Regions from separate parts of the Homo sapiens genome. Here all the other regions are linked to region 4. Evidence: chromatin loops called from intact Hi-C (ENCODE). Cell type or tissue: HCT116. All regions are shown on one strand.

Region 1 (8,000 bases), 150 kb after region 4:
CAATGTTATAATCCCAACACCTAAAATCAGTGTCTTGCTCATAGTAGGCACTTTATATTTGAAAGAATGAAACATTCATGAATGTTATGTCTTAATTTATCTTACATGGTTTTCATCTCTTTATCAGCCCTTTTCCTTGCTGATTCTCTCAGATTTATCTTCTAATCTATTATATTTTTAGCTGTGCCTGGTCTGCTATATTCAACTCAACTGAGTTTTTAATTTCAATACCAATACTTTTTTTTTTCCAAGTCTGCAAATCATGAAAACAGTAATTTCCTGTTCTCCTGTAGAAGACCTTCCATACTGTCCCATGCCTGGCTCCTGGAGGATCTCTCACTGCTGGTGGGAGGCTGTGTTTACCTCAGGGGCATCTCTCAGTGGCTCTCCCGGGGAGAGGGGGGCTCCCCATGAGCAGTTCTCAGGTTTCCCTGCAGGTCCTACCAGTGTCACTCATTCTAGACCTGTTTTGACATTTTTTGGTCTCCGGATTTAGCCTTCTTAGGCGGAGGCTTGGGGTTCACATTTCTCAAGGGTGGCTCTGTCACCCCAGTGGCCTCTGGTGGGTGTTTGCTGAGGGCCCAGCCCTGGGCTGGCTGGTAGAGGGGCTCAGGTGATGATGACAGCACTGTGACCACAGACACTCACCTGGTGATGAGGAAGTCCTCTGCCTGGTGGTGGCTTCTTTTCCTCCTTACTGTTTGAAAGTACCTGCAAGGTGGGTCCTCTGTCCTCAGGACATGGAGTGAGGATGAGTGGTAGAGGCTCTTGGCCGGGGTCCCACAGTGTAGTAAGTGGCAGAGCTGGGATTCTAGTCCAGACAGCAGCTCCACACTTGGTGCTCCTAATCACGGCAGCCAGCTGCTCGCCATGACTCCTCTCCTTCGGGCTCTGTGCAGGCAGCCCAGTCAGGCCCAAGCCCCTGTCCTGCACCTCCCTTCTGTATTCCGGCTGCCAAGCCCCAGCACCTAAACCCTGGGGTCCTGCCATGGGCAGCCTGCAGCCTATGAGGCTCCAGACTGCTGTTCCCTTTTCATTTCTAGACCTGGAGATTCTCTCTATTGCTTTGCATTAGGCAGTGTAGCTAGACAAGGTCTTGCTGAGTCTGGCGTGCAATAGTGTGGTCACAGCTCACTGCAGTGTCAACCTCCTGAGCCCAAGCCATCCTCACACCTCAGCCTCCCGGGTAGCTGGGACTGTAGATGTGCGCCAGTGTGCCTGGCTAATTTTATTTTTTGTAGAGACAGGGTCTCACTATGCTGCCCAGGCTCATCTCAAACTGCTGGGTTCAAGCAATCCTCCCTCTTTGGCCTCCCAAAGTGCTAGGATTACAAGTAGTGAACCACTGTGCCCGGCCTCCCTCCCTCCCTCCCTTCCTTCCCGAACTCTTCCATTCCTCTCCTTCCTTCCTTTCCTTCCTTCCCTTCTCTCTTTCTCTTTCTTTCTTTCCTTCTTTCTTCTCTTTTTTTTCTTTTCTTTTCTTTCTTTCTCTCTCATTCTTTCTTTCTTTCTTTTCCTTTCTTCTCTTCTCTTTTCTTTTCTTTCTCCTTGCCTTCCCCAACATAAGAAAGATAGTTAAACCCGGGTATGGTGGCTCACATCTGTAATCCCAGCACTTTGAAAGGCCAAGGCGGGTGGATCGCTTGAGCCCAGGAGTTGGAGACCAGCCTCGGCAACATGGTGAGACTTTGTACAAAAACACAAAAATTAGCTGGGCATGGTGGCAAGTGCCTTGTAGTCCTCACAGCTGCTCAGGAGGCTGAGGCAGGAAGATCACTTGAGCCTGGGAGGCAGAGGTTGCAGTGAGCCATGATCATACCACTGCACTCCAGCCTGGGTGACAGAGTGAGACTCTGTCTCAAAGGAAAAAAAAAAAAGGAAAGTGGTTTGGGCTGGGTGCAGTGTCTCATGCCTGTAATCCCAGTACTTTGGGATGTTGAGATGGGAAGATCCCTTGAGCCCAGGAGTTTGAGATCAGCCTGGACAATATAGTGAGATCCATCTCTACAAAAAAAGGGTTAAAAAGTTAGCTGAGCATGGTGGGGTGCACCTATAGTCCCAGCTACTCGGGAGGCTGAGATGGGAGGATTGCTTGAGCCCTGAAGGATAGAGGTTGCAGTGAGCTGAAATTGTGCCATTGCCCTGCACTCCAGCTTCGGTGGTAGTGAGACCCTGTCTCAAGGGAAAAAAAAAATTGTTTGGCAGGGTACAGGGGCTCCTGCTTGTAATGCCAGCACTTTGGGAAGGATTCCTTGAAGCCAGGACTTAGAGACTAGCCTGGTCAACAAGACAAGATCCCGTCTCTACAAAAAATTTTATTTTTATTTTTATTGATATATTTTTGAGACAGAGTCTCACTCAGGCTGGAGTGCAGTGGCGTGGTCTTTGCTTATTGCAGCCTCCACCTCCTGGGTTCAAGCGATTCTCCTGCCTCAGCCTCCCAAGTAGCTGGGATTACAGGTGTGTGCCACCAAGCCTGGCTAATTTTTGTATTTTTAGTAGAGTTGTGGTTTCACCATGTTGGCCAGGCTGGCCTCGAACTCCAGACCACAAGTGATCCACCTGACTCAGCCTCCTAAAGTGCTGGGATTGCAGGCATGAGCCACCTCACCCAGCTGCTGAACTTCTTGAATCTGTACATTTGTGTCTTATTAAATTGGGGAACTTTTGGAGGACCACTGTTTTCTCCAAATATTTTTGCCTTTTTTTTTCCCTCCTCCTTCTGGGTGGAACTCCAGACCCTTTAATATTGTTCCACAGATCTGTGAGGCTCTGCTTCCTTTTTTTCCCCCTTCTTTTTACAGTCTTGCTCTGTAATCCAGGTTGGAGTGCAGTAGTGCAATCATAGCTCACTGCAGCCTTGACCTCTTGGACTCAAGCGATCCTCCTGCCTCAGCCTCCTGAGTAGCAGGGACTACAGGTGCACATCACCACGACTGGCTAATTTTTGTATTTTTTGTTGAGATGGGCTCTCACTGTCTTGCCCAAGCTGGTCTTGAATTCCTGGACTTGAGTGATCCTCCTGCCTCGGCCTCCCAAAGCCTGACCACATTCCCCTTAAAAATGGTTTCGTGGCCAGGTGCGGTGGCTCACGCCTGTAATCCCAGCACTTTGGGAGGCCAAGGCGGGCGGATCACGAAGTCAGGAGATCGAGACCATCCTGGGTAACACGGTGAAACCCCGTCTCTACTAAAAATACAAAAAATTAGCCGGGCGTGGTGGTGGGCGCCTGTAGTCCCAGCTACTCAGGAGGGTGAGGCAGGAGAATTGAACCCGGGAGGTGGAGGTTGCAGTGAGCTGAGATCGCACCACTGCAGTCCAACCTGGGTGACAGAGCGAGACTCCGTCTAAAAAAAAAAAAACAAAAAACAAAAAACACACTTTTTTTTTTTTTTTTGTCCAGCAGCTGGAATCTCTTTTCAGTTATTTCATAAACTAGGCTGCTTGGAATCAGCCTGGAATTTGGGCAGAGTTTATAGGCAGAATTTGGGACTCCCCTCTGAGACTCTCTCCTTGAGATTTCCCCCCTCATTTTATAGTTGTTACAGTTGCTTCAAACTCTCCTCAGTCACACATTTCAAAATGGAGTTCACCCAGTGCTGTTCCCTTTCTTTCAACAGTTGGTTCCGTCCATTTTCTCTCTGCTTTTGGTTGCTCTCAGTTCCTTCAGGAGGTGGTTTTTTATGTTTTGTCCAGGGTTATAGTTTTTACCTTGGGACAGTTGGTATGATATGAGCTGGAAGAGGAACTGACTTTGATCTACCTTTTTAAGAAATTGTGCGGGTCAGACAGAACACATTTGTATGTGTTTTGGTGTTAAAGAGTTGTCCAGAGCACATGAAGCTGAACTGGGACTTCAACATTTTTTCAAGGTTTTACATTTGCTCTTTTTTTCCTGTCTCCTTCCTCAGCTGTCTGCTTTTCTGTGGAGACTGCGGGTTGCAGACACCAGCAGCCCCCTATTGCTGCACGTCAGGTGTCCTCCACCTCAGTACTGTGGACATCTCGGGCCGCATAGCCCTGTTGCGCGGGCATCCTGTGCGTTGCAGGAGATGCAGCAGCATCCATGACCGCAACCCATCAGAGGTCAGGGTCCGCCCCCTAGTGGTGGTAATAAAAAATGCTTCCAGATGAGGTTAAGTGTCCCTGGGGAACAAAATCCTCCCCATTTGAGAACCGCTGTTCTAGTCCACGGGCATCTCTGGTCCTTACTGTACTCAGATTTTCCCTAGTGTCTGATGCTATTGATTTCTGGCTTCTCAGAGGGCTGTTGTTGGAGCTTGTGATGGTGTACTCCTGAGAGATGCCTTCCCAGCTGGGGCGGGTGCCTACCTGTTTCTTATTCCTAGCTGTGTTTTGGGGCTCTGGCCCCTTCACTAGATGTCTCAGATTAGGGACTGTAGCTTTGCAGGGAAGACCCCACACCAGCATGCTGCAGCGAGTTACCTTCCTAAACTGCCCCTTCTGCACGTGGGCCTCACTGGCCAGTGTGGTGCACTGGCAAAGTAACCTGTGTTGTGGCTCAGCAGTGTTGTTCTCAAGTAGTTAATCTTCAGGTAGTAGCTAAAAAATGTGACCTTACTGCTGTGTTCTTTCTTGTTTAATTTAGGCCTGAACACGGAGGGGATTAGTGGACTGAGATAAGAATACTGGGTTGAGCATAGCCAGACCTGACTGGGATTGCTTTCACCCTTGGAGACTCTTGGCTTTTTGCTTCTTATTTTCATCAACCTGGAGCTAATCCTGTGCTTGGAGTTGGAATATCTGGTTTTAGACTTTGCTGACCAGGTCATCTTGGGCACATTCTGAGCCTCTGCCTGATACCTCAGCTGTAACAGGAGGGATTGGGATGAGCTCTTTTCCTGTTAGTGTTGATTTTGCTTTTATGCTATTCCCTGTTGTCCTTTTGCATAGGCCTGGCATTATGCCAGCTGCCTCACACATATTAGCTCTTTTAAGTATATGTTGGTGGACAGGTGGAAATCTGTGTTTCAGGGATGATTGGCAAGTTAAGTTATGTGTCCATGGCCACACTGTAGATTATTAGTGGTATGACTGGAGTGTGCTGTCTTGACTGACTTTCATGTTCTTCCTTTAAAAAATGATTCCTTTTTCTTTCAGCTTTATCATTTTGTGATTCCGTGTAATTTTTGTGATACTAAAACTGCCTTCTGTGACCTGAATTATTATAAAAACATCATAAATTGCTTACAAAGAAAATCAGACCCCACAAAGCTGTAGAGGTCCTGGCATACCTATCCTAGGTTTTAAATGTAATTGCTTTTTCTTTCTTTTTTCTTTTTTTTAATACCATAGTGTTCTAAGAACGGAAGCATCTGGGCTGGATGGAATTTAGCATCAAGCAGAGTCCCCTTTCTGTTCAGAGTGTTGTAAAGTGCATAAAGATGAAGCAGGCACCAGAAATCCTCGGCAGTGCCAACGGGAAGACTCCGAGCTGCGAGGTGAACCGCGAGTGTTCTGTGTTCCTCAGCAAAGCCCAGCTCTCCAGTAGCCTGCAGGAGGGGGTCATGCAGAAGTTTAACGGCCACGACGCCCTGCCCTTTATTCCAGCCGACAAGCTGAAAGATCTTACTTCCCGGGTGTTTAATGGAGAACCCGGCGCACACGATGCCAAACTGCGTTTTGAGTCCCAGGAAATGAAAGGGATTGGGACACCCCCTAACACTACCCCTATCAAAAATGGCTCTCCAGAAATTAAGCTGAAAATCACCAAAACATACATGAATGGGAAGCCTCTCTTTGAATCTTCCATTTGTGGTGACAGTGCTGCTGATGTGTCTCAGTCAGAAGAAAATGGACAAAAACCAGAAAACAAGGCGAGAAGGAACAGGAAGAGGAGCATAAAATATGACTCCTTGCTGGAGCAGGGCCTTGTCGAAGCAGCTCTTGTGTCTAAGATCTCAAGTCCTTCAGATAAAAAGGTATTTAGGAGACGTTGTGTAAGGGGTCATGTGACCTTGAGCAGTGAGCATGGCCACCCTATGAGGGCACCTGCACGAGTACTGGGGCGGGCGGAGAAGGTGAGGACAGGCCTGGTACTTCCAGCCACTTGCCTGAGCCCTGGCTTTGGGTTGGAGGGTGGGCTCCAGGATGCCCTGGCACTGCCTCCTCAGTTCTCAGCTGGCTGCTGAGCCAGTTGAGAGGTCTAGAGAGGTGAGCTAAGTGTTCAAGATTCAAATGGCTAAAAAGAGGCAAAGCTTGTTTCTTAACGTGGTTCTGCCAGTTTCAGAGCCCTTGCTTGACAACGTCAGGCTACACTCTTTTCATGGATCTCATCTCCAAGGTGTTCTTTAGCCTGATGTGGTCAGTGGAGACAGGCTGGGCTCTAGAGTGTGACTTCTTAAGTCTGCACCATCTGATGAGTGGGAAGCAGAGCTGTGCAGAGGTGCTCCCGCTGTCCTTACCCTGTGGTCCAGTGTCCACTTACTGTCTCCTCAGCCAGGTGGTCCAGCAGATGGCCTGCCTCCCTGAGGCCTAGGGATGTGTCTTTTGCCTCCTGTTCTTGGTTCCCAGTGCAGAGCCCAGCACACTGAACACAAGCGAATGAGTGTTTCCTTATCCTAACTTGCGATGGAAAGGTGTGGTGGTGCTGCTCCATTCTGCCTGGTGATGGTGTCTCCACGCCTTCACGTGGCACTCGGGATGGCCCTGACACTCGGATGAGTATAAGCCATAGGAAACAACCAAGGGGCCATGGCTTTGGCAGAAGGAAGGAACTCTTGATGGGGCAGCAGTCTCTGTTCATCTGGTGGTCTATAGGGTGTTGCTTTTTAGTTGTAACTCCTTGAAATTGTTAAAATAATGAAGAGCTTTGAGGGTTAAAAAAACGTTTTTTGATTACTCAGGAGCTGTTTAGTTCTCGCTCATGTAATGGCAGTGGTGAAGTTTTTAAATTTTATTTATTTATTTATTTATTTTGAGATGGTCTCTGTTGTCCAGGCTAGAGGGCAGTGGTGTGATCATGGCTCACAACAGCCTTGACCTCCCAGGCTTAGGTGATCCTCCTACCTCACCCTCCTGAGTAGTTGGACCACAGGTGTGCACCACTATATGCCCAGTTAATTTTTTATTTTTTGTAGGACAGGGTCTTGCTGTGTTGCCCAGGCTGGTCTCAAACCCCTGGGCTCAAACGATCCTCCCACCTCTGCCTCCTGAAGTGCTCGAGTTACAGGTATGAGCTACCATGCCCAGCCTACAAAGATTTTTTGAAGTGCCCACAGCAGTATTGAACCTCATGCTTTTGCTTGGGAAGAGGCCTGTGCAAGTTGTCAGAGTCCTAGCTGTTTTGTTTTGAGACAGGGTCTTGGTATGTTGCACAGGCTGTTCACGAACTCCTGACCTCAAACGATGTTCCTGCATCAGAGCTGGCTTTTTCTTTCTCCTCCAACTGAAAAACAAACCAAACAAAAAAATCTGGCTTTTATTCCTAGCCATGTCCCTTGGTTTTGTTAAAACTTGAGTAACTCAACCTGAATTTTGACTCTTCCTCTGGAGAGTGGGGTCAATAAATGTAAACCTGGGTTGCTGTGCAGTAATCTGGTAGCTGTTCTGAAAGTATGTCAGGCCTGATGGGGTGGCTCACATCTGTAATCCCAGCACTTTGGGAGGCTGAGGCAGGAAGATTGCTTGAGCCCAGGAGTTCAAGACTAGCCTGGGCAACATAGCGAGACCCGGTCTCTATAAAAAATAAAATTAGCTGGGCGTGGTGGCACTGCCTGTGGTCCCAGCTACTAGGGAGGCTGAGATGGGAGGATCAAAAAAACATGAAAATGTGTCATGTGGCAGCTCATGCCAGGCTTCACCAGCATGCTTATGGCAAGGTTTTGGGCCGGCCTCTTCAGCTTACAGGTGAGAAAACTGAGGCCTGAGGCAGTGGAACAATTTACTCATGTGTATAGTGCTCTTGAGCAAGGCTAGAGATTCACCCTTGGAGGGTTGGGGCCATGCTGGCTGTGCTTATTTCCACTGGAGAGCAGAAC
Region 2 (8,000 bases), 160 kb after region 4:
ACACAAGCAGCTCTTACTGATTTCCTTTTTAGTGTCTGGGGATATTTACTTATTTATATGATGCCATGTTTAGCTGTTAGCCTCTCATGCCTGTGAAACTGAAGTAGTCTTTTGAAAGTCTCCTTGTTCTTCCTATTAGGGCTTATTACTTTTAATTTCTTTTTTTGGGGATGGAGGCTCGCTCCATCACCCAAACTGGAGTGCAGTGGCGCAGTCTTAGCTCACTGCAACCTGTACCTTCTGGGCTCAGGTGATCCTTCCATCTCAGCCTCCTGAGTAGCTGGGACTACAGGTGCGTGCCACCACACCTGGCTAATTTTTGTGTTTTTTTTGTAGAGATGGGGTTTCACCATGTTGCCCAGTTGGTCTCAAACTCCTGGGCCCCAGTGATCCGCTTGCCTCGGCCTCCCAAAGTGCTGGGATTACAGAAATGAGCCACAGTGCCGCAGCCCAACTTATATATCATTGCATCTTTTCCCTGCCTTGGAGTTAAGTAATTCCTGTAGTCTGCAACAGCTTCTCTGACATTCAGATATACTGCCATTTTTACTTCTCTCTCTCTCTCTTTTTTTTTTTTTTTTTTTTTTTTGAGACACAGTTTCACTCTGTCTCCCAGGCTAGAGTGCACTGGCGCGATCTCAGCTCACTGCAACCTCTGCTTCCTGGGTTCAAGGAATTCTTGTGTCTCAGCTTCCTGAGTAGCTGGGATTATAGGTGTGTGCCACTATGCCTGGCTAATTTTTGTATTTTTAGTAGAGATGGGGTTTCACCATATTGGCCAGGCTGGTCTCAAACCTCTGACCTCAAGTGATCTGCCCACCTCGGCCTCCCAAAGTGCTGGGATTACAGGCGTGAGCCACCGTGCCCGGCCTCATCTCTCTTTCTTTGCTTGACTCCGGGACCTTGCACTGTGGCTAAGTGCTTTCACTCTTGTGCTTATGGCACCGTTGTGTTACTCTCTGCGGTTGAGGCTGGGACTCAGGAATCAGCCTGCCAGGGTCTAGTTAGCTGGCTGATCTTGATAATGAACTTAATCTCGCTAAGCTTCAGTTTCCCTGTATATGAAAATGAGGAAGATGATACCATCACCTTCATGGAAAGGTCTTAATGCAGTGACCACCGGATGCTCGTATTAGCAATTGTCATTATCCTCACTTTTACTTTTAAAACCTGAGTTTTTATTGTTTCAACTCCCATTCCCCTGGTTTCTTCTATAGCTGCTTCCTGAAAACCTTCATGTTTGACCAGTTATTAACCCTGCAGCCACCTAGTGTTTGGTTAATTTTAATACTTTTGTATCTGTTTTTAAGTGTTTTCATGTCCTCAGGTATTCCCTCAGTTTTCAAAACATAATGCCAAATGGGTATACTTGGATTCTAGCTTTTTTTGTGTATGTGTGAAATATTTGATCTATTTTTTTAATCTATTTTAAAAACTTTCAAGTCAAAGTAAAACAGCACAGCAGACACCTATCCCCTCATCTAGATTCTCCACCTTGAAACATCTTGTTCTACCTGTTGAATCTCTTTTTTTTTTTTTTTTTTTTTTTGTGACACAGTCTCACTCTGTTGCCAGGCTGGAGTGCAGTGGCACGATTTTGGCAACCTCTGCCTCCTGGGTTCAAGCAATTCTCCTGCCTCAGTCTCCCAAGTAGGTGGGACTACAGGTGCACGCCACCACACCCAGCTAATTTTTGTATTTTTAGTACAAATGGGGTTTCACCATGTTGGCCAGGATGATCTTGATCTCTTGACCTTGTGATCCACCCACCTTGGCCTCCCAATGGGATTACAGGCATGAGTCACTGTGCCTAGCCTCCATCTCTTTTGTTGCATGATGGCTGGTAGCTTTCGTGGCACTGTTACCCCCAAATACGTCAGAACAAGGACAGTTTCCTTATTGACTCAGCACCAGCCGCATTTCGGGAAACATCACATCAGTAACAAGATCTGTTGCTGTGCTAAGAGCAGGTGTAGGGCGTGTCCCCAGCAGGCCCCTACCTGTCTTTTTCTGTACTTCAGGGTTGAGATGCATACTCGGCATCTGGTGGTTGTGCCTCTTTAGCTTCTGCTAGTCTAGAACAGCACTCCCAATCCCCAATTCCTCATGACTGCTTTAGCTTTCTCATGATCAGACCTAGGTCAGAAAGGCCAGGTTGGATCTCACAGTTGGAACCTTGAAAGGTAGCTTTGGCCCTTTACTAAAGATCTGTGTACAGAAGAAGGGAGTGTCCTGCACCAGCATAGGCTGGGCAGTGGCCTGCCTCACCTCAGCAGTCGGCTTCTCTAGGAATTATTGTGGGATGTAGAGTAGGAGGCACAAGCAAACCTACTTCAGAAGACTGATAATATACTTTTTTGTGTGTGTGAAGGCATTAGAGTATAAAAGATACTGTACATTTGAAAAGCAGTTCAGAAGGAGTCAAGCCTGGGTAGATAACCCTCCAACTGAAAGGAGATTCAGATAATCTTAAAAGAAAAGGGGTCAAAGGAAGTGAGCAGAACAAAGAGAAGTGAGGGAAGGACAGAGTGCTAGTCAGACCACATCAGGAGGAGCTTATGTGTCAGCTGACCCACCCCTGGTAGGCGATGACCACCAGAGCTCTCTGTGGAAAGGCACAGGTCCCCATTGTCACTAATGAGGGACCTGTGGGCTGTGCTTGTAGTCTGTCCCAACAGTGTAGCTTTTGTTGTTGTTGTTTTGAGATAGGGTCTTGGCTCTGTTGCTCTGTCCAGGCTAGAGTACAGTGGCACAATCATAGCTCACTCCAGGCTCAAACTCCTGGGCTCAGGTCATCTTCTTCCTGCCTTGGCCTCCCAAATTGTTGGGATTACAAGTGTGAGCCACCATACCTGTCCCCAGCAGCCACGGCTTTAGCAGTCCTTGATGATTCATCATGGACTTGTTAAATGGTAACTGGCTATTATTGCACTTTCTACATTTTAGTTGTCATTTTTCTATGAAAATGAGCTCCTCCCTAAAAAAAAAAGAGTTATATATTTTAGTTCTTATTTTCTTAAATCCTCACATTGTCCCAAATTTGACCAGTGGGAGTTCTATTAAGTTCCTTTAAGTTGTATGCCTTTGACATGTCCCCGTCAGCCCTTGAGCACCTCTTTACGTTCTGGTACAACAAGATGTTCCAGGCTCATCTTGTACTGTTTTTCCCACCACCCCCCCCAACCCTAGCATCAGCCGTTTCTCAGAGAAGGCCTAGGTTCTTTGAGTACAGAATAGTATGTAGGAGCCCAGGTCTGGTCGCTGGTTGTGTTCATTGCTCTGGGAGACAGAGTTTGCAAGGGAAACTCTGTGCAGTAGGTCTCCAAGCAGTGCTGAGCCCTTGCTCCAAGTGGAGCTCTTGGGTCCATTTTTGATTCTCCAACACTTGGCCTGCAGCACCCCATGATGAGAATGAGACAGTGAGTGGTGAGTGTCGTTGTTTTGGAAGGACAGGGATGTGAAGAAGAGATAGCTCCTGCCGTGGAGTGGGCTGAGCATGGGTCCTGTGAAGCCAGTACTTTTATATTTTTCTATCCTCTATTCCTATCCTTTTTTTTTTTCTTTTCCTGGAGATGGAGTCTTGCTCACTCGTCCAGGCTGGAGTACAGTGGTATGATCTCGGCTCACTGCAACCTCCATTTCCCAGGTTCAAGCGATTCTCCTGTCTCAGCCTCCCGAGTAGCTGGGATTACAGGTGCACACCACTATGCCCAGCTAATTTTTGTATTTTTAGTAGAGCTGGGGTTTCACCATGTTGGCCAGGCTGGTCTCAACCTCCTGACCTTGTGATCCGCCCAACTCGGCCTCCCAAAGTGCTGTGATTACAGGCGTGAGTCACCGCGCCCGGCACCCGTTAAAAAAAAAAAAAATTATTTATCATGCTTGGGATTTATGGACCAGTTTGAATCCGTGTATCTTAGTAATATACTTAAATTTTGAAAACTGAGGTATAATATACATGCAAAAGTGAACATAACTCATAAGCTACAGCTCAATCTAGATTCTTTTGGAAATCAAAATTTCCTTTGGAAATCTTAAGTTAATGAAAGTCTTAATAGCATTGTTGTAATTTACAGCAGCAGAACCTGTGTTAGCTAGTATCTACCAGGGCACCTAGGTGGACTAGCAGCTTTTAGGCTCAACCTTTTTTTTTTTCGAGACAGTCTTTCTCTGTCACCCAGGCTGGAGTGCAGTGTCACAATCTCGGCTCACTGCAACCTCTGTCTCCCAGGTTCAAGTGATTCTCCTGCCGCAGCCTCCCGAGTAGCTGGCACTACAGGCATGTGTCACCACACCCGACTAATTTTGTATTTTTGCTAGAGATGGGGTTTCACCATATTGGCCAGGCTGGTCAAGGCTCAACCTTTTAAGTTGGAAACAGAAGATAACTATATGTTTTAGATATTACACTCACTGGTCTCTTTAGGTAACTGTGGTCTGGAATCAAGTAATTTTCTGTTGTGGAGATTTTTGTTGTCACCTTTTCTGTGTTATGGAAGGGAATGTTAGGAATTAACCCTCCTTGCTTTATATAGGAAAAAAAATGCTTCTGGCATTTTCTAAAAATATTGCAGGTAATCTGGCTTTCTCGTGTCTTGTGCTGTTTGATGGTATTATCTTCCTACTGATTTGTTTCTTGCTTGTTCTATTACTTGCTGAGAGATGTGTTAAAATCTCCCATGGGATTGTGGATTTGCTGTTTTTCTACTTGTAGTTCTGGCAGTTTCTGCTTTACCTATTTTGGGGCTCTGGTGCCCTCCAGAGACTGAACTGGGAAACTCAGGCATGGTCATGCTTGTCCTTTGTTTCCCAGGGAGCTCTGTGGTCTCATGTCGTTGTGACTTTGCTCCTGTGCTCCATTCTTGGCTTCCGCAGACACCTGGCCTTGTCTGCATCTTTATGGCTTCTCTTCCCTCCCTGGAGCTTTATCTCTGAGGCAGCCTTGTCTCTTGGTGGGGTTCATTTTGCATGCATGGAACTTAACAGGCTCCACAAAATCTGGAGAGAAACTCTGGCTTAGTTGAGCCCAGAGAGTCACAAACTACCTGTAGTCTAATGGGCTGTGATGGGGAAAAAAGGAACACAGTACAAAATTAGGTACCAGGACTGTTAGTAGAAGCCAGGTTCTCTTCGAAGGGGATGTAGGTGGGGAGGTCAGTGACTTGCATTTTTATACAGATGGTGATTAATGAACATCAGAAATTGCATAGGAAGAGGGCCAGGTGCAGTGGCTCATGCCTATAATCCCAGCACTTTGGGAGGCCAAGGCAGGTGGGTGACTTGAGGTCAGGAGTTCGAGACCAGCCTGGCCAACGTGATGAAACCCTGTTTCTGCTAACAGTACAAAAATTAGCTGGGTGTGGTCCCAGGCGCCTGTAATCCCAGCTCCTGGGAAGGCTGAGGCATGAGAATCGCTTGAGCCCAGGAGACAGAGGTTGCAGTGACCCGAGATCGCAGTACTGCACTCCAGCCTGGGCGACAGAGCGAGACGCCATCTCAAAAAAAAAAAAAAAAAAAAGAAAAAAAAAAAGAAAGAAAGAAATTGCATAGGAAGGGAGGATTACTAATAACATAGTACTGGGACAACTGGTTAATTATTGGTAAAATAAAAACAGTGAGATATTCACCTCTCAACTTGGACCAAAGGATAGTTCCTATGGATTAAAGAAACCCATAAAAATAGTAGAAAATTCGGTTATGTTATCCGGTTTCTAGATGGGAAAGAACTTCAGAATGTTACACTCATTTATTTTACAAACTTGGGATCAGATTACAATAATCTCTTCTGCTTTTTTTCCCACCTGACATGTAAGGAGCATTTATCTGTGTCATTATTTATAAACATGGTTTAATTTTATATTGTGTGTGCTGTTACAGGTTTTCTTTATTATAAAAATGCTATAACATACCTGTATTCATTTTCATTACTAAGAAAAGTTCTTACAAAGTTTTAAAGTAATGGAAGAAGTCACAAATCCCTTGACATATCCTTGAATCTTAGGTATTTTCAAATCAAAGAAGTTTGAACACTTAAAAACAAGTCAAATTGTACTGAAAGATTAATAGTGAAAAATCATCCCCTGCCTTCCTCTCTCCTCCCCAGAGGTAATTATTTTTATCTCTTTCATCATTTTCTTCTACTTCTAATACTTTGATTTCTCATGTAGACATTTTCTGTTAACTTTCTATCATGGAAAATGAAGATTGAACTCTTCAGCCATTTTCTATTTCTTTCCCCCCATTCTCCCCATATAATTAAGTCACTATTTGTAATAAATGAAAAATAAGTGTTTACATAATTTTGACTATGTAAATATCATTCAGTGAAAAACCAAGTTATGTTCTGTAATTGCATTTTCTTGTAAAACCTTTTGTTTCCCTTGGAATTAATTACTGCCTTTCTTTTGAAATCATACACTATGTTGTCCATACAGCCTTAATTTTTTTCAAGTATTCATCTCCTCATCCTTAAAACTCATCCTTATTATGAAGTTAGTTTCTCCTATTTATATATTTATATAGTTATTTTTTCTCCTTAAAAAAAAATGAAAACCTGGGTTTGAGTCCCATCTTCCCTTTCTGCTTCTTGGAACTCATCTTTTAACCCTCCTTCCTTACTACTTAGATTTTCTTTCTTTGTAAAAAAGTTGTTTTCTCTCATCTTTTCTTCCCTTGGAGCTCTCTCCTAGAATCTTCCTTTTTCCTGCTTGATTCTGGTTTGCTAGCACTCTTAACCTTTTGCACTGCAGTAAGCTTAGACTTTCTTTAAGCTGCTTTCCCTAGTTATTTACATTGTTTTCTGTAGTTCTATGTGGGCAGCAAGCCACCCAGGTGCCAAGGCAAGAGACTGAAGGCACAGGCTGTTCCAGTATAATAAAGAAAATACTTAAAATAAGAATAGTTATATTAGACATAGAATATAGACATGATTATATATGAATATTATTAATCATTAGTTTGTAGCATTACTCTTTATTCAAATATTATAACAATCTCTGTTCTACAATTATAACCTAGGAAAAACCAGGTCATACAGAGATAGGAGCTGAAGGGACACGGTGAGAAGTGACCAGAAGACGAGTGTGAGCCCTCTGTCACGCCCAGACAGGGCCACTAGAGGGCTCCTTGGACTAGCGGTAACGCCAGTGCCTGGGAAGGCACCTGTTACTTAGCCGACCTTGGTCTAGCGGTAGCGCCAGTGCCTGAGAAGGCACCCGTTACTTTGCAAACCAGGAAAGGGAGTCTCCCTTTCCGTGGGGGAGTTAGAGAAGACTCTGCTCCACCACCTCTTGTGGAAGGCCTGACATCAGTCAAGCCCACCCGCAGCCATCCAGAGGCCTAACCGTCTCCCTGTGATGCTGTGCTTCAGCGGTCACGCTCCTGGTCCACTTTCATGTTCCGCCCTGTACATCTGGCTCCGCCTTCTAGATAGCAATAGCAGAATTGGTGAGAATATTAAAGTCTTTGATCTCTCTGAGAAATGCATAGAAGAAATAATGTAAGCTGTCCCCTCTCTCTCTCTGCCTCGGCTACCAAACAGGGAAGGGCCCCCTGTCTGGTGGACACATGACTCGCTTGACCTTACCTATCATTGGAGATGACTCACACTCCTTACCCTGCCCCCTTGCCTTGTATACAATAAATAACAGCGCAGCCAGACATTCAGGGCCACTACCAGTCTCCGCATCTTGGTGGTAGTGGTGTCCCCTGTGCCCAGCTGTCTTTTCTTCAATCTCTTTGTCTTGTGTCTTTATTTCTACCATCTCTCGTCTCCACACACGAGGAGAAAAACCCACAGGCCCTGTAGGGCTGATCCCTACAGTTCTATGCTGTGTTCTTTCTTGGTTAAGTTTTCTTTTTTCCTGGAGGCTATTTTTGGTATCTTAAGACAGTTTGTATGGGAAGTAAATTTGAGTCCTTGCAGTTCAGAGTATGCTACTTTTGTTTTTGTGAGGTGGAGTCTTGCTTTGTCGCCCAGGCTAGAGTTCAGTGGCGGGATC
Region 3 (8,000 bases), 440 kb after region 4:
AAGAAACTAAAAAGACAAGTCACAGATTGGGAGAAAGTATTTGCAAATTGTATATCTGACAATAAACTCATATTAGAATATATAAATAATTCTTACAAATAAACAATAAAAAGACAATGCAATTTTAAAATGGGCAAAATATTTGAACAGACATTTCCCCAAAAAAAGATATAAAAGTGGCCAATAAGCACATGAGAAGATGTCCAATATCATTAGGCATCAGTATAATACAAACCAAAACCATAAGGATGTAACACTTCACATCCACTTGGATGACTAAAATAAAGATACACAAGAACACGTATTGGGCAAGGATGTGGGGAAGTTACAGTGCTATATACAGTGCTGGTTAAAATGGTGCAGCCTTGTTGGAAACAAGTTTGGCAGTTCCTCAGAATGTTAAATACAGAGTACCACATGACCCAGCAATTCTACTTCTTCTAGATATACACGCAAGCAAGTTGAAAATATGTCCACGCAAAGACCTTTACACCAAAGTTCATAGAAGCATTAATCATAACAGCTAAAAGTGAAAACAACTCAAATGTTCATCAACTGATGAATGAACAAAATATGAATATTATTCAGCCATAAAAAGGAATAAAGTACTGATACATGCCACAACTTGAATGAACCTTTAAAACACTAGGTTAAAAACCAACAACAACAAAAAGCTACATCAGGCTAAATGAAATAAGCTAGTGACAAAAGGTTGCATATTGTGCAATTCTATTCATGTTAAATATTCAGAATACACAACTCCAGAGACAAAAAACCACAGATTAGTGCTTGCCAGAGTCTGAGAAAGGGGGGATGGGGAGTGGCTGCTAAGGAGTACAGGGTTTTTTTTTGGGGTGACAAAAATGTTCTGATATTATGTAGTGGTGATAGATGCACAATTCTGTGATTACTTGAAAAACCCCTGAATTGTACAGTTAAAGAGTGAATTTTATGGTATGAAATTATATCTTAATAAAACCGCTATTTTTTAAAGCTATACCAGAAAGCTATTTACAAGGTGTTCTTTTTTTCTTTTTTTTTTTGAGACAGAGTCTTGCGAGATCTCTGCTCACTGCAATCTCTGCCTGCCAGGTTCAGGTGATTCTTCTGCCTCAGCCTCCTGAGTAGCTGGAACTACAGGCGCACGCCATCATGCCCGGCTAATTTTCATATTTTTAGTAGAGATGGAGTTTCACCATGTTGGCCAGGCTGGTCTTGAACTCCTGACCTCAGGTGATCCACTCGTCTCCGCCTCCCAAAGTGCTGGGATTACAGACGTGAGCCACCGTGCCCAGCCAAAGTTTTTTTTTTTTTTTTAAGGGTACATACATATCTTGCAAAATTGACCCAAAACAGCCAACACCAAGACACAGTCTAGTAAAACACTAGACTTTAAAAAAAAAAAGGAAAACAAAACAAACAAAAACCTTTGGACATTCAGACAAAAAGACCAAGTCACTAATTAGGGAAAGAGAATCAGATTTTCACCACACTTTCTGAAAGCACCACTTTATGCCAAAAAACAATAGTATAGCATATTTTAGAAATACAAAGAAAGATGTAAACCAGTGATCTTATATACAGCCAAACTGACCTCCAAGTACAAAGGATTCTTCAGTATGTTTTAAAGGAGATCAATAAGGTTAAGTAAAAACCCTGTCATCCTGAACATGAATTAGAAATATCAGTATGAACTCACAGTATATTTTATCTTAAAAAAAAATACAAACATCTTAGCCTGGTAACAAAAGTCAACCTAATAGTGAGGTACATATCCAGTGACCAGATTCTGGTCTCTAAATGCCATTTTCACTAATGTAACAGGGCTCCTTGAAGAAATGGCTAATTTCAGGTCTAGAGCAGGAAATGCACAAGATGACCTGGAAACATCCTACCATACCACAAATCAAAGAAGATGCCCAGATTACTAGGTTTGTATGACAAAGGCTCACCTAACTCATCAAAGATCATGTGCAATGTGTCAAAACATATCAAATATATTTAAATCCATATGCTCATAATGATACTAAAATGAAAAAGGCTTTTTTTGATCACCTTTTGGTGATTCTATGAAACAATTCATTATTTTGAAAACGGGTAAATAAAGGAAAATAATCAAATTTTATCTTGGCTTTTCTATATGAAGTGTACTTAGGGTAACCAAATAGATGATAAAAGGGGATTTCTCTTTATGTAAGTGTTATAGCTAATAAATGAAGAAAGCATAATAGATCTTAAATATCACCATGTTGCAATTAAGGAACCTAGACAATGACAAGCAGTAGCTTCTAACATCACAAAAAAAGATAAACATCCAAACATTATATACCTCCTGACAAACGTATACAACACTTATGTAGTCTTTCTCTCCCAAATCTAACCTGAATCTGATCAGGCATCTGGATCTAATTGCCAATTTACAGGAAATAGAAGAGAGATAACATATTAAATGAGAAGAAAGAGATGTGCTCAGTAAAATCCAGACTGTGAGAAATTCTACAGGACAAACAATCTGGTTTCTTGAACACCAAAACAACTGCAAGAGTGTAAGACAGAGGAAGGGAGAACATATAGATGAAAAGAGGCTTAACAAATACAAGCACACCTGGCTGGGCGCGGTGGCCCATGCCTGTAATCCCAGCACTTTGGGAGGCCGAGGCAGGCAGATTACTTGAGGTCAGGAGTTCGAGACCAGCCTGGCCAACATGGTGAAACCCCTCTCTACCAAAAATATAAAAAATTAGCCAGGCATGGTGGCACGTGCCTGTAATCCCAGCTACTCAAGAGGCTGAGTCAGGAGAATTGCTTGAACCCAGGAGGCAGAGGTTGCAGTGAGCCAAGATTGCACCATTGCACTCTAGCCTGAGTGACAGAGCGAGACTCCATCTCAAAAACAAACAAATAAACAAAAAGAAATACAAGTTACGGGCTTTGGGCCCCAGTTAAAACAAACTGTAAAAAAACAAAACAAATAAACAAAAACAGTTATAGAACAACTAGGGAAGTGCAAACACTGACTAGACAGCTAATAATAAAAAGAGATTATTGGTAATAGAGTGATGTTACCAAAATGGTAGAACACAAGAAAGCCGGCTTCACTCTCCTTCACAGAAAAAGCAAAAACCAATATACAGCACCAAGATTATCACCAGCAATATCCCAGAACCCAAATATAAGGATGACACAGTTTCCAAGGCCACACAGAAGTGAAAAAACTCCATGCAGACAGTAAGAGAATCAGACTTTATGTCCCTTCCCCAATCTGCCAGTCACCAAACATGTAGAAAAACTTCTCCCAATTCAGTTACTAAACTGAAAAAAGTGAGACTGAGGTGGACAATCAACTTTCCCATCATCTTGGGCCCCCTGGCAGGAGACCCGTCCCTGCCACAATCCACAGGAAGCATCATGAGTGTCTGAAGGGAGAAATATCCCTGAGGACAGCCAGAAATGGGCAGTGGTAGAGACTAGCAGACACTCGGCTCTGTACCATAGACAGAGGAGACACCAAATCAGAAAGGCTGGTCAGTAGGACCATGTTGTAGGAGGTACATCCTACAGGTCCCCTGGGCATGAACTCCCGGCTAGCCTTCCCATACTGCGAGGTATTCCCTTAGGGACTTTCCTCATCAGGGATGGGGAGCGCTCTGAAGTTTGCTAGAGCCGAGGCACACCTGGGCTTAAGGTGCCACCTAGTGCTGAAAAGGAAGCAAGGACCTAGCAAAAACAAAAAGATATTTAACAGGTATATTGACCAAAAATCTCTGAGCAAACATACCTAATAAAAAACCAAAACAAACCAGACAGAGAAGATTGGAACAAAAAAACGAATCCTTCAATGCAAAGAAATAGACGTACATTCACAAGAAATAATAGCAAGTGGGGAACCATGACATTCTCAAACCAGACAAAGCAAGGAGCCAGTGACTGACCTTAACAGGATGGCGACAGTGAAGCTCTTTGATCAAGAATTCAAAATTGCAGTTTTAAGGAAACTCAGTGATCTCTAAAATAACACAGAAAAACCCAGAAATTAATCAGAAAAATTTAACAGAGGTTGACTTAATTTAAAAAATCAAACAGAAATCCTGGAACTGAGAAATATATTTGCTGAACTGAAAAATTCAATAGAGGCTCTCAACAGCAGAATGGATCAAGCAGAGAAAACAATCAGTGGGTCTGAAGATAGACTACTGGAAAAGACACAGAGGAGTAAAAAGAAAAGAGAGAAGAGAAAAGAAGGACACCTATAAGATATAGAAAATTGCCTCAAAAGAGCAAATCTAAGAATTAGTGGTGTTCAAGATGAAGCAGAGCAAGAGCAAGGAATAGAAAGCTTATTCAAAAAATAATAACAGAAAACTTCCCAAATTTTTTGTTTGTTTGTTTTGTTTGTTTGTTTGTTTAGATGGAGTCTTGCTCTGTTGCTCAGGCGGAAGTGCAATGGTTTGATCTTGGCTCATTGCAACCTCTGCCTCTTGGGTTAAAGTGATTCTCCTGTCTCAGCCTCCCGAGTATCTGGGATTACAGGTATGTGCCACCATGCCCGGCTCACTTTTGAATTTTTAGTAGAGACAGGGTTTCACCATGTTGGCCAGGCTGGTCTCGAACTCCTGACCTCAAGTGATCCACCCGCCTCAGTCTCCCAAAGTGCTGGGATTACAGGCATGAGCCACTGCGCCTGGCCCAAATCTTGAGAAAGATATAAATATCCAGGTAGAGGAAGGCCAGAGATCAAACAGATTAAACCCAAATAAAACTACCCTATAATCACCCAAATATAACTACCCTATATTACACTACACATATAATAAACAAGCCCCCAAAGGTCAAGGACAAAGAAAGGACCCCAAAAACAGCAAGAGAAAAGAACAAATAACATATAAAGGAGCTCCAATTCATCTGGCAACAGGTTTCTCAACAGAAGGAGGGAGTGGGATAACCTATTCAAAGTGCTGAAAGAAAAGACAACTGCCAGGCTTGGTGGCTGACACCTGTAATCCCAACACTTTGGGAGCCCAAGGCAGGAGGATTGCTTCAGGCTAGGAGTTCAACAGCAGCCAGGACAACATAGTGAGACCCCTGTCTCTACAAAATAAAAATAAAAAAATTATCTGGGTGTGGTAGAACACACCTATAGTCCCGACTACTTGGAAGGCTGATGCAGGAGGATCACTTCAGCCCAGGAATTTGAGGTTACAGTGAGCTATGATCACACCACTGCATTCCAGCCTGGGTGACAGAGTGAGACCCCATCTCCCTGCCAACCCCTCCCCAATAAAAAGGAAAACAAAACAAAAGACAACTGTCACCCAAGAATTCTGTGCCCAGCAAAGCTATCCTTCACACGTGAAAAAGAGATAAAGCCCCAGACAAACAAAAACTGAGGAAATTCATCACCACCAGACCCATCTTCCAAGATATGCTAAAAGGAGTTCTTCAATCTGAAAGAAAAAAACACGGGCCGGGCGCAGTGGCTCACGCCTGTAATCCCAGCACTTTGGGAGGCCGAGGTGGGCAGATCACGAGGTCAGGAGATCAAGACCATCCTGGCTAACACAGTGAAACCCCATCTCTACTAAAAATACAAAAAAATTAGCCGGGCCTGGTGGCGGGCGCCTGTAGTCCCAGCTACTCGGGAGGCTGAGGCAGGAGAATGGCGTGAACCTGGGAGGCGGAGCTTGCAGTGAGCCGAGATTGCGCCACTGCACTCCAGCCTGGGCAACAGAAGGAGACTCCATCTCAAAAAAAACAAAAAACAAAAAAACAAAACAAAACAAAAAAAAACCACGAACATACAAAAAGAAAACATTTGAAGGATTGAAACCCACTGGTAAAAGTAAATACACAGACAAACTCAGCATACTCTAACACTGAAATTGTGGTATGCAATCCACCATAACTCCAGTGTGAAGATTAAAAGATAAATCTATAAAAAACAGTAATAGCTATGGTAACGTGTTAAGAGATGGGCCATATAAAAACACATAAATCGAGGCAACAAAAAGTCAAAATGTGTGTAGGGGGTGGAATTAAAGTGTAAAGATTTTTTAGTTTTTCCTTTATTTGTTTGTTTCTATTCTTTTCTTTGTAAATAAAGATAAGTTGTCATCTGTTTAAAACAACTTGTTATAACTATAAGATTTTTTTTGTAAGGCTCCTTTTTATTTTTAGTGTATTTATTACTGGTTTTTGTAACCACAAAGCAAAAACCTATAATAAATACACACACACACAAAAAGCTACAAATTAAAAGATACTACCAGAGAAAATCACTTAACCACAAGTAACAAAATGGTAGTAATAAGTCCTCACCTACCAATAACATTGAATGTAAATGGACTAAATTCTTCAATTAAAAGACATAGAATAGCTGAATGGATAAGGAAATAAGACACAACTATTTCCTGCTTACTAGAAACCCACTTTACTTATACAGACTTACATAGAATAAAAGTGAGGAAATGCAAGAATTAATATTGTTAAAATATCAATGTTACCGGCCAGGCACAGTGGCTCACGCCTGTAATCCCAGCACTTTGGGAGGCTGAGGTGGGTGGATCACGAGGTCAGGAGAACGAGACCATCCTGGCTAACATGGTGAAACCCCGTCTCTACCAAAAATACAAAAAATTAGCCAGGCATGGTGGCGGGCGCCTGTAGTCCCAGCTACTTGGGAGGCTGAGGCAGGAGAATGGCGTGAACCCAGGAGGCAGAGCTTGCAGTAAGCCAAGATTGTGCCACTGCACTCCAGCCTGGGCGACAGAGAGAGACTCCATCTCAAACAAAAAAAAAAGAAAAAAAATCAATGTTACATGAAGCAATCAAAGAGTCAATGCAATCTCTATCAAAATACCAACCAATGACATTCTTCACAGAAATAGGACAAAAAGGCCAGGCGCGGTGGCTCACGCCTGTAATCCCAGCACTTTAGGAGACCAAGGCGGGTGGATCACGAGGTCAGGAGATCAAGACCATCCTGGCCAACATGGTGAAACCCCGTCTCTACTAAAAATACAAAAATTAGGTGTGGTGGCGAGTGCCTATAGTCCCAGCTACTTCAGAGTCTGAGGCACAAGAATCACTTGAACCCAGGAGGTAGAGGTTGCAGTGAGCTGAGATCACGCCACTGCAATCCAGCCTGGCAACAGAGCAAGACTCCATCTCAAAAAAAAAAAAAAAAAAAGAAATAGGACAAAAATGCCTAAAATCTGTATGGAACCAAACACCCTGAATAGCCAAAGCAATCATGAGCAAAAACAACAAAGCTGGAGGAATCACCCACACTACCTGACTTCAAATTATACTACAAAGCTATAGTAACCAAGACAGCATGGTACTGACATAAAACCGACACGCAGACCAATGGAACAGAATAGAGACCCCAGAAATAAATCAACACATTTACAGCCAATTCATTTTTGACAGGCTCCAAGAATATATATTGGGGAAAAGTGCTGGGAAAATCACATGCAGAAGAATGAAACTAGACTCCTATCTCTCACCATATACAAAAATCAAATCAAAATGGATTAAGGACTTAAATCTAAGACCTGAAACTATGAAACATCTGGAAGAAAACATTGGGAAAATGCTCCAGTGCATTTGTCTGGGCAATGATTTTTTTTTTTTTACTACAACTTCAAAAGTATAGGCAACAAAAGCAAAAACAGACAAATGAAATTACATCAAGCAAAAGCTGTACAGCAAAGGAAACAATAGAGTGAACAGACAACTCACAGAATGGAAGAAAATATTTGCAAACTATCCATCTGATAGTGGATTAACAACCAGGATATAAAAGGAACTCAAACAGCTCAATAGGGGGAAAACATGATTTAAAAATAGGCAAATGATTTGAATAGACATTTCTGAAAAGAAGATATACAAAAGGCCAACAAGAATATTTAAAAATGTTCAACATCACTAATCATAAGAAAAATGCAAGGAAAATCACAATGAGATATCATCTCACCCCAATTTAAAACGACTTTCATCAA
Region 4 (8,000 bases):
CAATAGAGACCTTGAAACTAGAAAAGAATCCCCTTCGGGAGACCGAGACGGGTGGATCACTTGAGGTCAGGAGTTCGAGACCAGCCTGGGTTACATGATGAAACTCCGTCTCCTAAAAATACAAAAATTAGCTGGGCAGGGTGGCATTTGCCTGTAGTCCCAGCTACTCAGGAGGCTGAGGTAGGAGAATCACTTGAACCCAGGAAGTAGAGGTTGCAGTGAGCCAAGATCGTGCCACTGCACTCCAGCCTGGGCGACAGAGTGAGACTCCATCTCAAAAAAAAAAAATACAAAAATTAGTTAGGCATGGTGGTGTGCACCTATAGTCCCAGCTACTCAGGAAACTGAGACAGAAAATCATTTGAACCTGGGAGACAGAGGTTGCAGTGAGCCGATATGGCACCATTGCACTCCAGCCTGGGCGACAGAGCGAGACTCTCTCAGAAAACAAAAAATACAGAAAAACTAGGCCGGCTTATGCCTGTAATCCCAGCACTTTGGGAGGCCAAGGCGGGAGGATCATGAGGTCAGGAGTTCAAGACCATTCTGGCCAACATGGTGAAACCCTTTCTGTACTAAAAATACAAAAATTAGCTGGGCATGGTGGCAGGCACCTGTAGTCCCAGCTACTTGGGAGGCTGAGGCAGGAGAATCAATCAGGAGGTGGAGGTTGCAATGAGCCAAGATCGCGCCATCACACTATGGCCTGGCGATAGAGCGAGACTCCGTCTCAAAAAAAAAAAAAAAAAAGCCTGGGCACAGTGGCTCACGCCTGTAATCCCAGCACTTTGGGAGGCCGAGGCGGGTGGATCACGAGATCAGGAGTTTGAGACCAGCCTGACCAACATGGTGAAACCCTGTCTCTTCTAAAGATACAAAAATTAGCCGGGCATGGTGGCACGCACCTGTAGTCCCAGCTACTTGTGAGGCTGAGGCAGGAGAATCGCTTGAATCCGGGAGGCGGAGGTTGCAGTGAGCCGAGATCATGCCACTTCACTCCAGCCTGAGTGACAGAGTGAGTCTCCGTCTAAAAAAAAAAAACAGAAACTAGAAAAGAACCAAATGGAAATTTCTAACAGGTACACAGTTAACAACATTAACAATTCAAAGGGTACAGGTCAGATGAGGGAAGCAGAGGCTGAGTTGGGAACCAGTGTGTGGACGGCAGCCCCCAGAGCCAGAGGGAGAGACGCCGCTGTGGCGGGAGGCTTGACCTGTGCACACGTGAGAGCTTCCGGATGCCGCCTCCCGGACAGACGCTGTTGGGAATTTTCCACAGCAGAGAAACACAGTGCTGTGGGTTTAAGGGAGGCGTGACCTCCGCAGGACATCAGGGGCTGCATGCTGGGTAGGGGCTCAGGGAGAGGCTGCAGTGCTGAGGGTGCTTCTGGGATACAGGGCTGCGACAGAGGAGTGAGGATGGCTGGGCTGTGAGGCCGCTGGGGGCACTGCAGGAAGAAGGCAGGTAGGCTGAGCCTTCCCAAGCAGAGGCCACTCGGGGACCCAGGAACCCCTCAGTTAGGGCTTCTCAGTCACTGAGCGGAAGGTGCCCCCAGAGGGGGCAGCAGCCTGTGAGGAGCAGGCGTGTCTGGGTAACCATGTGGCTCCTGCTGGCCTCCCCTGCCTGTCCCCAAAGCACAGGGCTCAGCTCCAGAGGGAGACGGGCTGGGCTGTCAGTGGTCCCAGGTGCATCCCACTTTCCAGCAGCACTTGGTGCCAGCAGAGGCTGCAGGTGTGGCAGGAGGGGGCCCAGCCGTGAGGGCACCAGGTTCAGGCCCGGCATCTCAGGGTGGAGAGCCAGGGCTGTCCTGAACCTCCAGAGGGGGTGAGCTGGGAACTTGTGTGAAGGGGCTTTTTCCAAAAGGAAAACGGGAGCTACTGGCTCACGGCTGATGCCCCAGACAGCCTCGAGGATCTGCAGGTCCCCAGACACCAAGCCTGGGTGCTCTCCAGCAGACGGCGTGGTACCCACAGCTAATGCCTGCCCCTTCCTAGAACGAAGAGTCACTGAAGAAGTGCGTGGAGGATTACCTGGCAAGGATCACCCAGGAGGGCCAGAGGTACCAAGCCCTGAAGGCCCACGCGGAGGAGAAGCTGCAGCTGTGAGTGCTGGGCGAGGCCCCACCCTGGAGGGAGAATCTGAGCACCTGGGCCCCAGCTCAGCCTCTGCCCCGCCCCTACCCCTCCAGGGCAAACGAGGAGATCGCCCAGGTCCGGAGCAAGGCCCAGGCGGAAGCGTTGGCCCTCCAGGCCAGCCTGAGGAAGGAGCAGATGCGCATCCAGTCGCTGGAGAAGACAGTGGAGCAGAAGGTGGGTGCGGGAAGCCCAGCTCAAGGGGCCGTCTGGCAGCACCTTCTAGAAGGCCCTTGGGCCTGCTGCTCCCTCCAAGCAGGGAGAAGCCCCGCAACTCATCTTCCTCCTCCAGACTAAAGAGAACGAGGAGCTGACCAGGATCTGCGACGACCTCATCTCCAAGATGGAGAAGATCTGACCTCCACGGAGCCGCTGTCCCCGCCCCCCTGCTCCCGTCTGTCTGTCCTGTCTGATTCTCTTAGGTGTCATGTTCTTTTTTCTGTCTTGTCTTCAACTTTTTTAAAAACTAGATTGCTTTGAAAACATGACTCAATAAAAGTTTCCTTTCAATTTAAACACTGAAGCCGCTCTGGTCTTGATGAAGCAAAGGTTTCCCAGCTCTAGCCTGAGGCTGAGCCGACCCGCAGGTGCCCTCCCTTCCCCTCAGAGCTGGCCACTTGGTCCCTGCCTACCCCAGGCTCAGGCCACCCTGCCGAGGGGCAGGGACAGCCAGTGGATAGAGGAGGCTCAGGCCTGCCCAGTCTGCCCCGGCCACCTCGGGTTGGCTACATGGTCCTGGCCTCAGGTACACACATCAAAGTCCAAATGGACTCGTTTTTTTGTTTGTTTTTTTGTTTTTTGTTTTTTTTGAGACAGTCTCTCACCCACGCTGGAGTGCAGTGGCGTGAACTCGGCTCACTGTAAGCTCCGCCTCCCAGGTTCACGCCATTCTCCTGCTTCAGCCTCCCGAGTAGCTGGAACTACAGGCGCCCGCCACCACGCCCGGCTAATTTTTTGTATTTTTAGTAGAGACGGGGAAGTTTTCATATAAAACAAAAACTGTGAACAGCCAGGCATGCATGCCGGTGGCTCTGATTCTGGTGCCGACCTGGCGAGCCTGCAGCCCCAGCTAATTGAGCGCTCACCTGGGTGTGGGTGTGGAGGGAGGCCCCCTGCAGGTGCAGCTGCTCAGCTCCTGTCGTCCTCGTCCTTGGGGGCGTGGAGACTTCAGAGCAAAACAGGCTTCCCTGAGGAAGTTCTGTCTCCACACGGCAGGGCTTCCTCCCCGACCCTAACCCCATCTCCAGCAGTCCCGTCCTGCGGATCTCAAACTCAGACAGGCACACTGGAACCCAAGGCAGTTCCAGGAGCCCTTCTGGTCAGGCAGAGGCTTGGCCCAGCTGGGGCATCCCGGGAACCTGGGTACCGAGCTGAGAGATGCTGGTCACTGGGTTCAGCCATGGCACCTAGGACCCCAGCACCAGCCAGAGGGCCAGGGCCTCCTGAGGGGCCAGGCAAGACCAAGGGTTGACGCTGTAACCTGTTTCCAGGGGTCGGTGCTGCTGCTGTGCCCAGATCACGCCGTCCAGAAAAGCCGTTTTCTCCCATCAGTGAAGAGTGGGGCTCCCCACATAGGGAGGGACCCAGGCCGAGATCTGGCCGCAGTCACCTGGCCCCAGTAGTGTCTGAGCCTGGGGGTTGCAGTCCCAGGACCTGCTTCCAAGGCTCTGCGAGTCTGCCCCTTGGCCTGGTGAGCAGCACTGCAGTACTGACCTCGGGTGGGCGCAACAACACCCCCAGCCGCCGCCAGGGGTCGCTTGCCGCCATGGGCCATGCAGGGACCGGACCAGGTGGGTGACACCCTGAAGGGGCGGGGCACGGGTGCCAAGAAGCCGCATGGACCGCCAGGGAGGCTGAGGGGCGGGCAGGGGCTTCAGCCTGGGTGGCCAGTGGGGTGTCCCCAAGGGCATGAGGGTGCATTTGTTCTTAGCACGTTTGGAGGAGGGGGCCTGGCACAGGGATGGACGGCCACAGCGGGCCATGGCCAGTCACGGCTGGGGCAGGGACTGGGCCAGCCTCAGGGGGGCCTGGGGGCCACTCCCTCCCCCTCCACAGCCCACCTGTGCTCCTGCGGCACCTCCTGACTGGCTTCCCAGGACCATCGCGCCCCTCCCTCCCGTGGGCAGCAACCCCCATCTCAGCCCCGAGCCTGGGTAACAATAGGGTGTAATCCCTGGCTGAGGGGCCTCTGAGAGCCTTCCGTGGCCCACTTCACAGACGAGAAACCGAGGCCCACAGACCAGTGGCCATTGGCCGGGGGAGACGGGCCAAGCACAGGGTGTGGGCCCCCTCTCCTGCTTGGGGTTGAGGATATGGGGGAGAAGAAGGGCCCTCGAGCCTCCAGAGCTCACCAGCTGCCCTATGGGCAGCACGGCCCGCCTCGGCCTCCCCGCTGCCCACAGGCATGTCCGGCCGCAGGACTCCCACCTCTCTTTGCCGGGTCAGCTCTGCTCTGACAAGGTCTCAGGACACAAGGCGGCTGCCAGGTCCTCCTCCTCACTCAGCCCTGCCGGTCTGGCCTTCTGGCTCCTCTGACAGCTGCCCAGGGCCCTGTCCCCTGCTGGGGCCTCTCTGAGCCAAGCCGGGAGCCTGCCCGGAGAAGGCCGTGCAGGGCGGCTGAACGTGTCAGGGCACCTGGCCGGGCCTGGGGCCGCGCCGAGGACACCGGCCACCAGGCAGCGTCCTGGGCCGGGAGCCTCTCTCCCAGGACAAAGGGGCCTTGTGTGGCTGAATGGGTGTTTATCCTGGAGCCTGAGTTAACTCAGGGCTGCGAGGCCGGGCGGGGGCCCTGGCACTGGCCTGCCTGGTAAACATGACCTGAGCTGGGCACGCAGCCGTGGCCTGGACTTCCGCAGCCCCGGACCCCCTGCACATCCACGCAGTCGCCTTGTGGGGGGCTCAAGGAAACAGGAGCTGTCCTGGGGGCTGCCTCCGTGGGAGTCCTCATACACAGTCATGGAGGCAGCGCTCGGCTCTGCCCTTCCCACAGCTCAGGGCAGGGCTCAGAAACACCCCCCCGACGTGCCCCATTGGAAGGAGGGGTGAGGGTTAGACGAGGTCGTGAGGGTGAGGCCCTGGTCTGCTGGGATTAGTGTCCTTGCGGGAAGGCAGCAGGCCGGGAGAGCACTTTGGAGGAACTGACCCGCCAGCACCCTGATGGCGGACTTGGCGCCTCCAGAACCCAGAGAAACACGTGTCTGTGGTGCAAGCCATCTGGTCCCAGGCAGGATGAGACCCCGCCGTCCGAGGGGCTGTCCAGCCTGGTGCCCACCCACTGCCCAGCTCCCCCTGCAGCCAATATCCAAATCCCGAGGGGAGTGCAGGGCTCAGCCCACATGGAGAAGCTAGGTCTGTGGGGCACCCCCACCCCTCTAAGGCCACCTAGGAGTGGAACCTGCAGCTGCCTCCCTGGGCTGGTCAAGACCCTTTCAACAGGGCCGGTGGGGCTGCCCCTCCAAGCTCACTCCCATGCCCCCATGCTCTCTCCAGGGGCCGCCAGCCACCAGGCTGGATGGAAGAGGGGGTGGGGGCGAGGGAGATAGGCCAGGACAAGCTGACCACAGCCCGAGCGTTCCCTGCCAGGCACCCCTCTGCAGCCCCCACCCTGCCCTACCCAGCCTGAGCCCCGGGAGAGAGTTCACCCAGCCTGCAGGCAGACCCAGATCACCCTCCCATGGACTCAGGAGCTGTCCCCAGCCCAGGCTGAACCCCAGACCCCTTTCGGTCCCCAAGGTCCATGCCAGTGAGGGTCGCTGCAAGCCCACGTGGTTGCCGGAGGTCCCTCCTCCAGCCCATCACTCCACTTTCTGGGAAGGACCCCCGGAGGCCTGGGGACTAAGCCCCGGCGCCGCGCCGGACTGCCCTGGTGGGCTGAGCGCACATCCCTTGTCTCTCTTAGGGAGCTCTGTGAGGGGCAGGACCGGGCCAGCAGCCGCTCAGGAAGCTGGAGCACGTGAGGGAAAAGCCCTGTCCCCACAGGGCTGAGGCTGGACGAGGTCCAAGGAGGGGCTTCTGCCCGAGCCCAGGCCTTCCTTGGGGTGTGCTCCAGTAGCAGGTGCGCGTGCCACCTGTGCCGTGGGTTGGAGGGGTGGAACGTGTACGTCCTGGCTGCCCCCGAGCTCTGGGGACCCCGAACTCCTGGGGCTTCTGCCTGAGCCTTTGGACCCCAACAGCCTGCAGGGGGCGCCATTGGGCCACCGGAGCCCCTTCTGCAGACCCGGCGCGACCGCACTCCTGCCAGGCTGTTCCTACCGCCTGGCCACAGGCCTCCAGGAGGGGCCCCCACCCTGGGGCGACGAGGAGCCACCTGGGCCCGCACCAGGCCTCCCCACAGGGCCTCCCCACCTGCCCCCTCCCCACTGCTCTCCCTCCCCACCGCTCTCCCTCCCCACCGCACCCCCTCCCCACCACGCCCCCTCCCCACCGTGCCCCCTCCCCACCCAACGTGCCCCCTCCCCATCACGCCCCCTCCCCACCTGTCCCCCCACCACGACCCCTCCCCACCTGTTCCCTCCCCCTGCCCCCTCCCCACCACGAACCCTCCCCACCTGTCCCCTCCTCACCTGTCCCCTCCCCACCTCCCCCCTCCCCACTGCGCCCCCTCCCCAATGCACCCCCTCCCCAACACGCCCCCTCCCCACTGCCCCCCCTCCCCAAGGCACCCCCTCCCCAACACGCCCCCTCCCCACTGTGCCCCCTCCCCACCATGCCCCCTCCCCATCTGCCCCCTCCTCACCTGCCTCCTCAGCATAGCCCCCCCCACCTCCCCCTTCCCCACTATGCCCCCTCCTCACCACCCCCTCCCCACCAGCCCCTCACTGCGACTTTGCCTCCCCTCTGTTCCCTGGACCCTGCACACTCACCAGACCCCTGGAGGTTTGTGGAGGGCAGGGCTGGGGACTGGGAGGTTTCAGGCCATGCAGGGCTGGAGGCAGCACACCAGGCACCCTCGCTAGCTGAGGGTCTGGCCTAGCCTGATAGGGGGACTGCAGGACAGGGGGGCCCTGGCAAGGCCCAATCCCTCCCTCCCTACCCAACCCTGCCCAGCTGGGTTCTGGGAACACACCCTGTAACTGGGTGGCTGGGGATATGGCGCTCTACAGCCTGAACCACCAGTGGTACTCACTGGGTCCTCCAACTCTGCAATTCTGCAGGCATGGACCAGACTCCAAGAAACAGCCCCTCGAACGCGTCTGCCCCAGCCCGGTTCCAAACACCAGGCTGAGGCTGCACAGTTTGCAAGTGTGTCAAATGAATGAAGGAACAACTGTGCAGGCTCCAGGAACCCCCACCCCACGGTCCCCGCCCCCAGTCCCCGCCTCCCTTCCACTCAGGCCCCTCCCTCCAGGCCAGCAGGGGTGAGGTGAGGGCTTAGAGCCCCTGCAGACATCAGGGTGGGCGGGGCCCCTGCCCTGTGTCTCCTCTGTCCCTCGATGTCCATTCGCACCCGTCTCCCCAAACCCCACTGACACGGACGGCCCCACCTGGCTGAGCTCACAGGAGCTCTGGGGCCCACTCTGCAGAGAGAGGAGGGGGCGGGGGGATGCACTTATGTTTGCTTCTGAGGGACAGTGGGCAGAGGAGGGCTGTTTGTGAGTGAGACACTCAGGCCCCGGGCCTCTGGACCCTCAAAGAAAGGGTTCCTGTGTGGGCTGGGGGCTGCCTCTGCTGATAAGTGGTGGCCCGGCCACTTGGTGTCCAAAGGCCCCATGTCCGTCCACACTTAGAGACTGGGGATGTGGGAGGCTGTTCCGGCAGAGCCACGGTGTGGACACCATCCCAAGGGGGCGTCTGCAGGGGCGCACCTGTATGGGCAGAGCCGGGGCTGCTCTGAGCCCAAGGGGTTCCCAGAGGGAGTTCCTTCCCAG

The links. Peaks named below come from ENCODE experiments on the same cell type or tissue, not always from the same donor. Only the 100,000 strongest peaks of a DNase experiment are listed, where the experiment ranks them.
Region 1: a loop joins it to region 4, with 10 times the contacts of the local background. A loop is called at or near these places in 95 of 110 quality-filtered maps.
Region 2: a loop joins it to region 4, with 10 times the contacts of the local background. A loop is called at or near these places in 25 of 110 quality-filtered maps.
Region 3: a loop joins it to region 4, with 10 times the contacts of the local background. A loop is called at or near these places in 14 of 110 quality-filtered maps.

Annotation. Positions count from the first base shown.
Region 1 is chr4:1,895,310-1,903,309 of GRCh38, forward strand. It overlaps NSD2 (nuclear receptor binding SET domain protein 2), which reads left to right. Exons shown (of 22, transcript NM_001042424.3): 2 at 5,317-5,942. The coding sequence starts at 5,346. Among named protein-coding and RNA genes, the nearest start is that of NSD2, 28 kb to the left of the region's middle. RefSeq lists an enhancer at 3,801-3,940. In HCT116, a CTCF peak has its summit at 4,110 (motif pointing left); a DNase peak (open chromatin) is centred at 4,072.
Region 2 is chr4:1,906,090-1,914,089 of GRCh38, forward strand. All of the region lies in intron 3 of NSD2 (nuclear receptor binding SET domain protein 2), which reads left to right. Among named protein-coding and RNA genes, the nearest start is that of NSD2, 39 kb to the left of the region's middle. In HCT116, CTCF peaks have their summits at 4,757, 7,128 (motif pointing right) and 7,330; a DNase peak (open chromatin) is centred at 4,780; H3K27ac peaks cover 1,150 bases.
Region 3 is chr4:2,182,857-2,190,856 of GRCh38, forward strand. The region is part of intron 7 of POLN (DNA polymerase nu); the gene reads right to left. Among named protein-coding and RNA genes, the nearest start is that of HAUS3, 55 kb to the right of the region's middle. RefSeq lists a silencer at 3,575-3,747. In HCT116, a CTCF peak has its summit at 3,701 (motif pointing left); a DNase peak (open chromatin) is centred at 3,665.
Region 4 is chr4:1,742,523-1,750,522 of GRCh38, forward strand. It overlaps TACC3 (transforming acidic coiled-coil containing protein 3), which reads left to right. Exons shown (of 16, transcript NM_006342.3): 14 at 1,996-2,102; 15 at 2,190-2,310; 16 at 2,426-2,649. The coding sequence ends at 2,491. Among named protein-coding and RNA genes, the nearest start is that of TACC3, 25 kb to the left of the region's middle. RefSeq lists a silencer at 6,300-6,499. In HCT116, CTCF peaks have their summits at 3,880 (motif pointing right) and 6,272 (motif pointing right); DNase peaks (open chromatin) are centred at 3,889 and 6,349; H3K27ac peaks cover 273 bases.